2 separate regions of the Homo sapiens genome follow, and region 2 is linked to region 1. A link is a contact called in ENCODE Hi-C or POLR2A ChIA-PET data. All regions are on one chromosome and are shown on one strand. Each heading gives the region's core, a stretch centred on a gene start or an enhancer-like site at or near the end of the contact. The rest is flanking DNA. Distances are from core to core; before and after follow the strand shown. Region 1 overlaps WDR20 (WD repeat domain 20). Region 2 has its middle 16 kb from the start of DYNC1H1.

The links. Hi-C counts contacts between places; a loop is a spot of excess contacts on that map. ChIA-PET counts read pairs that join two places held with the same protein, here RNA polymerase II (POLR2A). Pooled maps may share reads with other maps.
Region 2: a loop to region 1 is called in a pooled map, with 4 times the contacts of the local background. The contact joins two enhancer-like sites. A Hi-C loop is called at or near these places in 2 of 50 pooled maps. POLR2A ChIA-PET finds 5 or more read pairs at or near these places in 5 of 52 experiments (A673, PC-9, WTC11 and 2 more).

Annotation. Positions count from the first base shown.
Region 1 is chr14:102,183,638-102,189,591 of GRCh38, forward strand. All of the region lies in intron 1 of WDR20 (WD repeat domain 20), which reads left to right. Among named protein-coding and RNA genes, the nearest start is that of WDR20, 47 kb to the left of the region's middle. RefSeq lists enhancers at 705-1,206, 1,207-1,706. Within about 2 kb of position 3,499, at least 8 of the 41 ENCODE cell types and tissues checked have a DNase peak (open chromatin) inside an H3K27ac peak, as active enhancers do; they include A673 and PC-9, where a contact is called at or near this core.
Region 2 is chr14:101,946,002-101,951,955 of GRCh38, forward strand. No RefSeq gene overlaps it. Among named protein-coding and RNA genes, the nearest start is that of DYNC1H1, 16 kb to the right of the region's middle. RefSeq lists enhancers at 1-276, 1,599-2,260, 1,965-2,084, 2,385-2,574. Within about 2 kb of position 2,155, at least 33 of the 41 ENCODE cell types and tissues checked have a DNase peak (open chromatin) inside an H3K27ac peak, as active enhancers do; they include A673 and PC-9, where a contact is called at or near this core.

The sequences.
Region 1 (5,954 bases), core at 2,249-4,748:
CTGGGCCTCAGTTTCTCTGTAGGATGAGGAAATGGAAGTTTGTAGGCCCTCTGCACAACTGGGGACTTAGGGCCGTTTTCACTTAGGATGGGAACTCTTCTACCGATTGTTGCTTATGTTACTCAGCAACTTGAATTGGAAATTTAAAATCATTTATGTGCTCTGCTGAATATAATGAGCCCATGGATGGCCCAAAGGTTAGAACAACAACAGTGTAGTAGTTAGGCAGCACACAGGAATTACTCTCTGCTCTACAATGCTCTGTAATTTACCAGTGTTGTCTCAACACTTTCAGAAAGGCATAGAATTCTATCTTTAAAAAACATTTTTTTCTAAGAATTTGAAATCATCTTTTGCAGAAATGAATGCATCTTGCCTTTTCGTCAGTGTGAGATACTGGTATTCCCTTTAGAATGGGAATACGTATTCCTATACATATTTAACAGAAGGGTTCAATAAAAATAGGTCATTTGAATATGTCAGCATTTTAATGTGATGAGATCTGGTGTTAGTATGTGTGCAAATTGAATTTATCTTGATGTTTATTCATAGCTTTTCTTTAATGAAGAAATCAGTATTTCATTAGCCTAAGGAAGCCTCACAACAGCCATTTGTGGTGACTTGCCTTGCGATAGGAGATCTAACCTTCCGTGGAGTACAGCATCAGAGAATGAAGAGCTGGTAAAGATGTTGCAGTGTAGCTGTTTTTTAAGTTCATCTTTAAGAAGCTACTCTGAAGGAAGAGAAGTAGATTGTAATAGCTAGCAGTTTCTAAATGACAGGCTGCCTTAGGAAAAAGTGACATGTGAGAACAACAGAAGCTTGTTATTTCAGCAGATGCTTGACTGAGGGTGCTAGGCCAGGGAAGATGCTGCCACAGAATGTCCGCCCTCTGCTTGTTCCTGCTTTCCCCTGGTGGCCACCCTCTCCCCACCCGATGCAGAGCTCCAAAGGAGGGGCTTTTGCTGGCCCCTGGGAGAAGCCATCTGATGAGCAGCAAGCAATTCCAGAGATTGTCACTGTGAAATTTTTACTTAACGCATGTTACGCACTTTGTGACTGTGTGTCTCTTCTCATTTTGGGATGACATGAAGGTGATGTTCCACACGTCTTACATCTTGCTATTTGCTGACGTTTGACTTATTGTCTTGCCTGCCTCCCCTCTGTCTAATTCTCTGTGCCGCCTCTCAAAGCCTTGCTGCGGCTAAACGCAGCCCCTTGAACGTGGTTGGCCGGGGCTCATTCCAGGTCAGAGCCCATCAGAAGCGCGCTAGAGACAATGCACCAACGGTTGGTCTTTAGTGAAGGGGATGGGTTTGGAATGCCAAGCAAGTGTGGGCTGTACTAGTATGTTTGAGAATGAAGGAGGAATGGAAACTAAGAAAGAGAAGCTACTGTTTTGTTTTGGAAGATTATACTGGAAGGAAAACCTGCTGAAAGTGGGCTTCCACTGCTGCTGTCCTTCTGCAGGAAATTTAGGGCAGAAAGAAACATCTCTGTTTTTCCTTATGTCTGTTTCTTTGAAGGTATTAATGAATGATGAGAATTTTCAAAGCCCATATGATAAGTAGCAAGTCCTTATGTATTCAGAAGGAAACTAATGTTTCCCGAGTGCCTTTTAAGTGCCAGGGATTCTGCTGGGACTTATATTATTCCATTTTAATAAAATAATTCTGTGAGGCAAATGATTGAAAAGAAGAGGTAGATCTGGAATCTGGGCCACACTGAGAAAGGCTGGAATATTTGAGTCCCACTTCAAGAAGCCTAGGAACATGGAGTTACATGGTGATAGAATCGTAGAACTAGGTGCCACCTCACATGTCTGTTGCATCACCCCAGCAGTAGACGGCGGTGCAGCAGAAGGCACACGGGCTGGAATTTCGATGGCCAGACTCTACCACTGGGTTCCTCTGGGCGGCTGATTCTATTTTCTTGTTTACAAAATGGGAGTGGCAGTTGTACTTACTGCGCAGGTTTGTAGCGAGGTTTCAAAAAACTGATCCATGGAGGTGCTTTGTAAACTGTAAAGTGATGTACTAATATTTACTGATGGAGACTGTTTGCTTTCATGGATGGACACCCAAGAAGGCATTTATTCTTAGCATTTTGGTCAGCAAAAGAATTATCGAGATTGCGCCACTGCAGTCCAGCTGGGCGACAGAGCGAGACTCCATCTCAAAAAAAAAAAAAAAAGCATTATATATTTGCTTTTATATACATTTGGCTGTAGGTCTCTTGGTTTCTATCACTTCACTGTTCTTTTCCTCCATTTTCAGAATTGTTTCCTTTCTGTGACAGATATTCAGTGATAACCTTCTGTGTGCCAGGCCCTCTATTAGATGTTGGAGACAGGGAGGTAAATAACACAGATAAGTTCTTGTCCTTTTTGAAATGAAACACTGAAACTGTACAATTGATTACTGTTTGTTTTTCCTATGGGCATAAGTGACCCAAGCCTAACTGACTTCTTATGTTTCTGACATACATATATTTTAAACAAGTGTTAGGCTCTTTACATACTGTTAATGCCAACTGTTCAGATACGTTGGCTGTAACTACTGAATTGAAGATACTGTGAGAAACATGGATTGTGTGGGTCTTTCCATAAGGTAAACCTGGTTTTGTGGCCCCTTCAAGGGCAGCGGTGGGACTGTGGAATTGGCATCTGTGTGGTGCTGTGCAGCTGATTGTTACTTGAGCGTTAAACTGTTCGCCTACACATGAAGTGTGGGCAGTTGAAGGTGTTTGAAAATCACTGTGTGGTATTTTTGTCATTAGACCCACCCAGTTATTTCCCATTATGTTGAAGAAAATTTTGGTTACATAGTTGAGCTTTGTTCAAAAGGTGAATATCAGCTCTGATTGGCCAAGGTCTCTTTTCATCTTCAGTGCCTCCCCCCACAACACCCCCCTCCGGTTTCACCAGGGTGACAAGCAGATGTGGTCCAGCCCCAGGCCCTGGACTGTGGACTAATCAATCCCTAACAGGCACTAGCAGCCCCAAGCCTGACTAGGTTAAAAGTTCCACCAAGGGCCGGGCGCAGTGGCTCACATCTGTAATCCCAGCACTTTGGGAGGCCGAGGCAGGCGGATCACGAGGTCAGGAGATGGAGACCACCCTGGCTAACATGGTGAAATCCCGTCTCTATTAAAAATAAAAAAAATTAGCCGGGGTGGTGGGGGGCGCCTGTAGTCCCAGCTACTCGGGAGGCTGAGGCAGGAGAATGGCGTGAACCCAGGAGGTGGATCTTGCAGTGAGCCGAGATCGTGCCACTGCACTCCAGCCTGGGGGACAGAACGAGACTCTGTCTCAGGAAAAAAAAAAAAGTTCCACCAAGAAAACCTGCGGAACAGTCTTTGCAGTGTGGTTTATTTTGGATCTCAGGTTTTAAGATAGGCCCCTAGTCGTTCCACTTCTTTTCTAGTAGGTGATCCTTTGTGGCCCTTGGAAGTAATTTCTTGGCCACTTTTGGTCCCTGTTTTGGTTGTCTGAGATGTGGTCAAGAGGAATGATAATAGCACTACAGTCGTTCTCTTCTGATTTTCAAAATGGCTTATGGCAACCTTTGATGTTACTCAGACTGCTCCAGCTAGTTTTGATTAATTCATTCAGGCTGTCAGTGACTCAGCAGCCTCCTGGCTTCTTTCTTGTTTTTAAAAGGAGCTGGACTTTCACAATATATGGAACATAGTTAACATATTGCAGCTAATAAGTGTGGCACATAATGATAGGCATCGGTGAAGGGGTCTGGAAGAATGTCACACATAGGCTGGGGGGGGGCTCAGGAGGACATGACATCTCTGCTTTTGTGAATATGAGGATAGGGGACTTTTTTTGGGTGAAAGAAGGAATGGCAGGAAAGGCAAGGTGTCAGAAGCACAGGCAGCAGCCAAGGGTCTTTGGGGTAATGTATGTGGAGGGGCGGGGGTGATAAGGCCACATTGGGCAGCCTGTGAGTGCTAAGCTGTAGGCCCTGCAGAGCCGTGGCAGTGGTGGAGTGGGAGAGTGACCTAAGGCTTCCCGAAGATGTGTCTGGCAGAGTGTAGGGCGAATTGCATGTGATTGGAAATGGGTGGAAGGAGACTGGCACAGAGCTAGAGAGGCTGAGCTAAGCTGGGGAAACCCAGGCTGGATGAGGGCCCTGAAGCTGTCCTTTGGGCAGGGGTGCCAGGCAGGGGACCCAACAGAGCGCCAAGTATAAAGCTGGTTGGGGTGGGGCTTAAGGATGGGAGGAGTGGACTTAGGAGGTAGAGAGTGCTTTGGGTGTAGGCCAGGTAAGTTTCTGGTCTGCCTGCATTAGGCACTTGGTAGCTGTTAGCTATGCCAGTAAAAGGATCTTTTACTTTTCTGGCAAGACTCTGCAAGACCGGTTCTCTCTTAGGTGATTCTCAGGTGGGGATGGGGAGGGAAGATGTGAAATTTAGGGAAAATAAAACTACCTTTATTACCTACACTATTTCCACCTGATTCATTTAAAATTATGTCTAAGATTATAATTTGACACACATTTTTCAAAAGAGCTCTGAGATATTTTTCATACCACATCAGATGCTTCTGGGCACTGAGGAGTTTTATCAAGTAAAACTTTACCAGGCCTATGTGATGTGACATGGCTGTTGCCTGTGATGCCACAGGCTTCCCAAAGCCCCCTACTGAGGCCCACTAAGTTGGTGGGAACCAGGCTGCAAGCTTTTTGCCTTTGGTGGAATAGCCCCTCTCGGGTTCAAGTCCTTCCTCCACATTTCTGTCCACTCAGCAGCATTCCTGAGGGAAGAGTGGGCAGGCAGGGCTATGGTGAAGGCATGAACTGGAACTGGAGGGCTTCTTTTGCAGACCCTTTGTGGTACTGGAAAGAAATTCCTCAAGGACCTATAGGCTCATTAGTGCCATGCTAAACTGACCCAGCTGACTCTGAATTTCAGTAGTATTGTTCCAGAAAAAAATTCCAGCCAGGCATGGTGACTTACATCTGTAATCCCAGCACTTTGGGAGGCTGAGATGTGAGGGTTCTTGGAGCCTAGGAGTTTGATACCAGCCTGGGCAACATGGCAAGACACTGTCTCTACAGAAAATTAAAAAAAAAAAATTAGTTGGGCATGGTGGCACGCATCTGTGTCCCAGCTACTTGAGAGGCTGAGGCAGGAGAATCAGTTGAGCCCAGGAAGTTGAGGCTGTAGTGAGCTGTATTTGCATCACTGTACTCCAGTCTGGGCAGCAGAGCGAGACCCTGTTTCAAAAAAAAAAAAAAAAAAAAAAATTCCAGAGATCTTAAGGATGAAAAGTCTAAGGAAGGCCAGGTATGATGGCTCATGCCTGTAATCCCACCACTTTGGGAGGCCAAGGCAGGCAGATCACTTGATGTCAGTTCGAGACCAGCCTGGTCAACATGGTTGAAACCCCGTCTCTACAAAAAATACAAAAATTAGCTGGGCGTGGTGGCACGTACCTGTAATCCCAGCTACTCGGGGGGCTGAGGCAGGAGAATCACTTGAACCCGGGAGGCAGAGGTCGCAGTGAGCCCAGATCGCACCACTGCACTCCAGCCTGGGTAATAGAGCGAGACCCTGTCTCAATAATAATAATAGTAATGAAGAAAAAGAAAAAGTCCAAGGAAAAGAGAAGTATTACATTTAAAAATGTTTACTTACTGATCGAGGCTTTGGTAACTAGTTGTTTCTTTAGTAGGAATTTTAAAACTATCACTTAAAATTTTTCTATTAAGTTGAGAACTTAATAAGTATGATGAGACTGTCAAATTATTTGTAATCAGTAACTCCTTATGCAAACTCATGAGCATAATGATAAAATTTAAACTTTCCATAGAAAAAATTAAGAAACAGTTGTGGTTTAATGTATTCTACAAATACTTAGCCTCTGTGCCAGGCTGGATACCTCTGCTGGGGCTGAAGACCAAATACCCGATTCTTAAAATGGATAAGAATGTTTAATAAAT
Region 2 (5,954 bases), core at 905-3,404, 240 kb before region 1:
TTGAGTCTACCTCCCAATTTACAGATGGACAAATTGAGGCCCAGAAAGGTTCCCACACATGTTCAGAATTCTACATCCAGCCTCTGTTCTGGCTGTTCTCTTTCCGCCTCTGGCTGCCCAACTCCCTCCTGCCCTTGCACCCCTAACATTAACAGCCAGAGGGATCTTACAAAAACACCCATCTGATCCATTCCGAACACTGCCTAGCAACCACCATTCCGGAAATCAAATCGCTGCCCCGGCTACCTTCTCTCCTCTTGTGACAGGTCAAATCTTACCCAGGAGCCTTCCAACGTGCTATTTCACATCTTGCCCTGACTTGGCTTTTTTTTTTTTTTTTTTTTTTCCCCCGAGACAGAGTTGCGTCTTGCTCTGTCGCCCACGCTGGAGTACAGTGGCTCCATCTCGGTTCACTGCAACCTCCGCCTCTCGGGTTCAAGCGATTCTTCTCCCTCAGCCTCCCAAGTAGCTGGGATTACAGGCACCCGACACCACGCCCGACTAATTTTTGTGTTTTTAGTAGAAATGGGGTTTCACCATGTTGGCCAGGCTGGTTTTGAACTCCAGACCTCGTGACCCACCTGCCTCGGCCGCCCAAAGTGCTGGGATTACAGGCGTGAGCCACCGCGCCCAGCCCTGACCTAGCTATTGACTGCTTATCCTGGAGTCTAGGATCTCTCTGGTGCCAGATCTGAGACGCCCGCAGCCTCTCCCCTATCTCCAACCTGTCTCCCCCGCTAGATCGTGAGCTCTGTGGGAACATTGCCCAGGCTTGTCTTGTTCACCAACGTGCTTCCAGTGCCTGGCACTGTGCTCAACCCCTCCACGCCCTCGCTCAAACTCAATCGATGTTTGATAGAAAGATGAAGAGAGATTTGTTCGGTCAGAGAGAACAGCATGATGACAGAAGGAAGGCGTACAATCAAAAGCTGTGTGCAGGGCCAGGAGCGGTGGCTCACGTACTCCCAGCACTTTGGAAGGCCTAGGCGGGAGGATCACTTGAGCTCAGGAATTCAAGACCACCCTGGGCAACATGGCGAAACCCCGTCTCTACAAAAAATACAAAAACTAGGCCGGGCGCAGTGGCTCGCGCCTGTAATCCCAGCACTTTTAGGAGGCCGAGGCAGTCAGGAGTTCGAGACCAGCCTGGCCAACATGGTGAAACCCCGTTTCTACTAAAAATACAAAAATTAGCCGGGTGTGGTGGCGAGCGCCTATAATCCCAGCTACTCGGGAGGCTGAGGCAGGAAAATCGCTTGAACCTGGGAGGCGGAGGTTGCAGTAAGCCGAGATGGCGCCACTGCACTCCAGCCTGGGCGACAGAGCAAGACTCCGTCTCAAGAAAAAAAAAAAAAGAAAAAAACCACTAGCCGGGCGTGGTGACGCAGGCCTGTAGTCCCAGCTGTTCGGGAGGCTGAGGCAGGAGGGTCGCTTGAGCCCGTGAGCCGAGATCGCGCCACTGCACTCCAGCCTGGGCGACAGAGCGAGACCCTGTCTCAAAAATTAAATAAATAAATAAATAAATAAATAAAGGTGTGTGCAGGTAACAGCAAGTAGTCTTAAAAGAGTAGACCGAGGTGTGTGCAGAGGGCAACAGTTGGGATATTTGCCTCTGTCTAATTAGCACCTTTGGACATTTGCGTCAGGCTCTGTGCTGACAAAGAGCGCACTGACGACCACAGTAGGGCCCTGCCAGTCCTGTGATGGCACCCAGCATTTAAGTGTGACAGAAGCCACCCACAACAAGCTACATACTGCATATAATTTAAGGGGGTCACGGCCCCGGAAGCCCAGCCATGGACCACGGTTTAAGTACCCCTAGTCCAGCTGGAACAATAAACATGAAATGAGTGCCTGGCTTGGAATGCAAGCCAGGCCGTGACAGAAATGAGGAAGGAGCCGATGGTTTCAGAGGCTGTCGCGAGGAGAGGGCCTTAGAGGCAGGCGGGGGACGACAGCGGACCTAAACTTCTGGGCCCAGGAGAAGTTCGTTCTTTCCTCCAGGATACCTGGAGCCGAGTGCAGGATCTCAGCGAGAAATGCCCCAATCTCAAGGGCGGCACCGAGAGGTGACGCAAGCGGCGCGCGAGGTTGCGTCAATGCAGGACCGCCCCGCCTCCGGCCTGTGCATTGTGGGACCTAAGGGCACCTGTCAGACGCCCAATCTCGCGAGTGAGCGAGATTCACGCGGAACGCAGAGGTGAGAACGGGGAAGGCCCTCCTCAGCAGGAGTCCCGCCCCCTGAAGGGCATGGGCCAATCACAATGCCTCTCCTTCCTGGCCGCTGGGATTGGTCCGAGGGTGCACATGACCGGACTGCGGGACATGTGACCGTGCCGATCTAGGTCGTGTGACCCGTCTGGTGTAGTCCTGGAACAAGGGTTTTGCTGCGGAGGGAAACGGCCAGAGACCTCGATCTAAGACCGGGGTTTGGAGACTGGCGGGCCTCGGAACAGCAGAGCTAGCGGACTTCCGGTCTGGCCCTCTGCTCACGGCCGAGGGCAAGGCGGGTTAGGTCACTTGCTGAGGAAAGAGCTCAATATGTCACGTGTTCCTCTCCCAATGACGTGGACCTCAGTTCCCTCTCCAGTGAAGTGGGCACAGTGTTGCCCGAAAAAGGGTGCTCTGGGGCTTGCCTGAGACGGGACGCGTGGAAATGCCCTGCCGAATATGAATGGGGCGATGGCCTCGCGGGACGGAGCAGCCCAGGAAAGCTGACCGTGGGCTGGGTTGTGGAGCGGAGCCCCAGGGCCTCGGCTGACTTAGCGGCCAGTCGTACATAGTGGGTATGCGGCGGGCCCGACGCCAGTCGTTGTGGACCACTGACTTGTAATCTTTACGACCTCAGTGAGGGTCAGAAGTGTCCGCGAGCCCTGTAGGCGAGGAGAGGCCTGGCTGAGGGCGCACAGCCTGGAAGGGGAGAAACTAGAGCTGGACTCTGCTTGACCCACAGACCCTCCGCCAGGTTGCCTTTGCGAGGCAAGAAGCGAAGGTTGGCGAGCCAGCTGGGAGTACCCACCCCCTCCATGCCTGGTGGAGTCACCCAAGCCCCAGCGACACCCCGGCCTGCCCAAGGTACTGGTGACCCTGGAGGCCGGGGCCCTGGCTTCTCAGTCAGGGTCTCCTCCCCATGGCGGCAGAGCTGTCTGGCGTTTTGAGCCCTTTACACCAGGGGCAAGAGGGCTGCAGGCCAGAGCCAGCAAAAGAGAAGAAGCAGAGGGAATGAGAAACCTAGAAGGTGGAACGGGAAGGAGGGAGTGAAATGGGCAAAGGCCTCCAAAAAAAACAACTTCCGCCTCCTAAGTTTAGTGCATTTAACTCTATAAATATCTATTGAACACCTACTGGATGCCAGGCACTTTTCTAGGCACTGGGCAGCTAGCATTAAACAGAAGGCAGAAACCCCTGCCTTCAACAAAATCTATGCTGTGTTGAATAAGTGATACAGGGAAAAGCTAAAGATGGGGAGAGAGGTGGGAAGGGTATAGAGGATGGGAAGAAATTTACAAAAGAGGCAGGGAGGGCTTTACTGAGAAGGTGACGATGAAGGAAGTGAAGGAAGGGCATTGCAGGCCAGGGGCTCATCGTGTGCAAGGGCCCTGGGGTGGAAGGGATCATGCAGTGGCGTGAGTGTGGGTTTGAGCAGCAGGTGATGGTCAGAGGTAATACGTGGCCACCAAAAGGACTCTGGCGGCCGGGCGCAGTGGCTCACGCCTGTAATCCCAGCACTTTGGGAGGCCGAGGCGGGCGGATCACGAGGTCAGGAGATCGAGACCATCCTGGCTAACATGGTGAAACCCCGCCTCTACTAAAAACACAAAAAATTAGCCGGGCATGGCGGGCGCCTGTGATCCCAGCTACTCTGGAGGCTGAGGCAGGAGAATGGCGTGAACCCGGGAGGCGGAGCTTGCAGTGAACCGACGTCGTGCCACTGCACTCCAGCCTGGGCGACATAGACTCCATCTCAAAAAAAAAAAAAAATTATCAGCGCATGGTGGTACGCACCTGTAATCCCAGCTACTCAGGAGGCTGAGGCAGGAGAATCATTTGAACCCAGGAGGCGGAGGTTACAGTGAGCCGAGATCGTGCCATTGCACTCCAGACTGGGGGACAAGAGCAAGACTTCGTCTCAAAAAAAAAAAAAAAAAAGGACTCAGTGGCATAAAGCCATGGCAGGATTCTAAGGACTGACATGGTCTCTGCATTGTAGCGGGTGCACTCTGCTGGTCTGTTGAGAATTAACTCTTTGAGACCAGAGTAGGGTCAGAGAGCCCTTGGAGGGTGGAGGGCTACAGAGATAACCCAGAGATGAGGGTGGCTTGGACCACAGTGGCAGCAGTGCAGAGAGGGAAAAGGAGTTTGGGTTTTGAAGGTATTCCAAAGGTAGAATTGGATGGGTGCCAGTTCCAGATCACCATCCGTAGGCTCGCTGTCCTGGAAACCTTTCTTCCTCTTCATGAAGGCACCTTCCCTTCACTTTTGCTTCAAGTTTCCATTCCACAGAGGGACAGAAACTCAATCTCAGTCCATCCAGGATCCCATCCTTCAGTTCTGGGGGTTGTGGCAGCCAAGTCATGGGTGGTGTGGGTGGGGAATCTGGTCCCCTGTCACCTTGTCCATCTCCACTGGCATCTGCAGAGGCCATCTCACTCCAGGATGGTCCACATGGGGCACAGCGTGTCCCACTCCACATCTAGCTTCCCTTCAGCTGCCTCCACACCCTGCTGCCTTGTAACTGCCAGGTGGTCTCAGGCCTCCTTCCCAAGCAGCCCCCAGCAGCTTTCTTGCTGTTCTCACTGAGCTGGACACCTCTCAGGAGCAAGAAGGAGCTATGCCCTTTGCTCCCAGAACCCCAAACCACCCTCAGTGTCTCTATCATCTTTGTCCAGTCCAGGGCAGCAGTCCCTGTTCAAGCACCTCACCTTCCTGCCTGTCCTCTGATTTCTCCCATCCCTGACCCCACCCTGGTCTGTGGAATATTCCCAGAGAAACTCTGGCTCTGATGTGTGCACTTCCCTCCACACCATCCCCGGCTCAGCTCTCAGCTCCGAGGCTGCCCCACAAGGTTATGCAGGTGTTTAGTGAGCCAGTGGGGGTGAAATTGGCACATTGCTTGTCCAGGCTTGGGCCTGCATACAAAGAGGTGGAGAGGCGCCTTTTCCTCATTTCCACAAAGGCATCTCTGAGCCACCATGGGCCTTGTGTGCTCACAAGCCTCTGGAAGGTCAAAAGCAAGGAGTTGGCTCTTGCTCTTCTGTGTCCTGTTGTAATAGTCCCCACTAAGAGCAATGGCAAGCTCCGGCCTAGCTGCCTGAATGAGGGGAGGTTTAGAGGGGAAATTACACTGGTTCATAAAGAAAATAGTAACCCCTTGCTTTGCTGGGAAGTCCCTCTGAAAGGGAAGGAATGATGGACCTTACCCCAGCACCCATGACCTGGGCCCCAAGAAGCTCACCAGTGACAATTTTGACTTTCTTTGTTAAATAGACATTACTACATAATTTTTTTTTTTTTTTTTTTTTTTTTTTTTTTGAGACGGAGTCTCGCTCTGTCACCCAGGCTGGAGTGCAGTGGTGCGATCTCGGCTCACTGCAAGCTCCGCCTCCCGGGTTCACGCCATTCTCCTGCCTCAGCCTCCCGAGTAGCTGAGATTACAGGTGCGTGCCACCACACCTGGCTAATTTTTGTATTTTTATTAGAGACGGGGTTTTGCCGTGTTGGCCAGGCTGGTCTCGAACTCCTGACCTCAGGTGATCCACCCGCCTCGGCCTTCCAAAGTGCTGGGATTACAGGCGTGAGCCACCACGCCCGGCCTATAGTCATGATTTTATTTATTTATTTATTTTGAGACACAGTCTCCCTCTGTTGCCCAGGCTGGAGTGCAGTGGTGTGACCTCAGCTCATCGCAGTGCCCCCTGGGTTCAAGCGATTCTTGTGCCTCAGCCTCCCAAGTA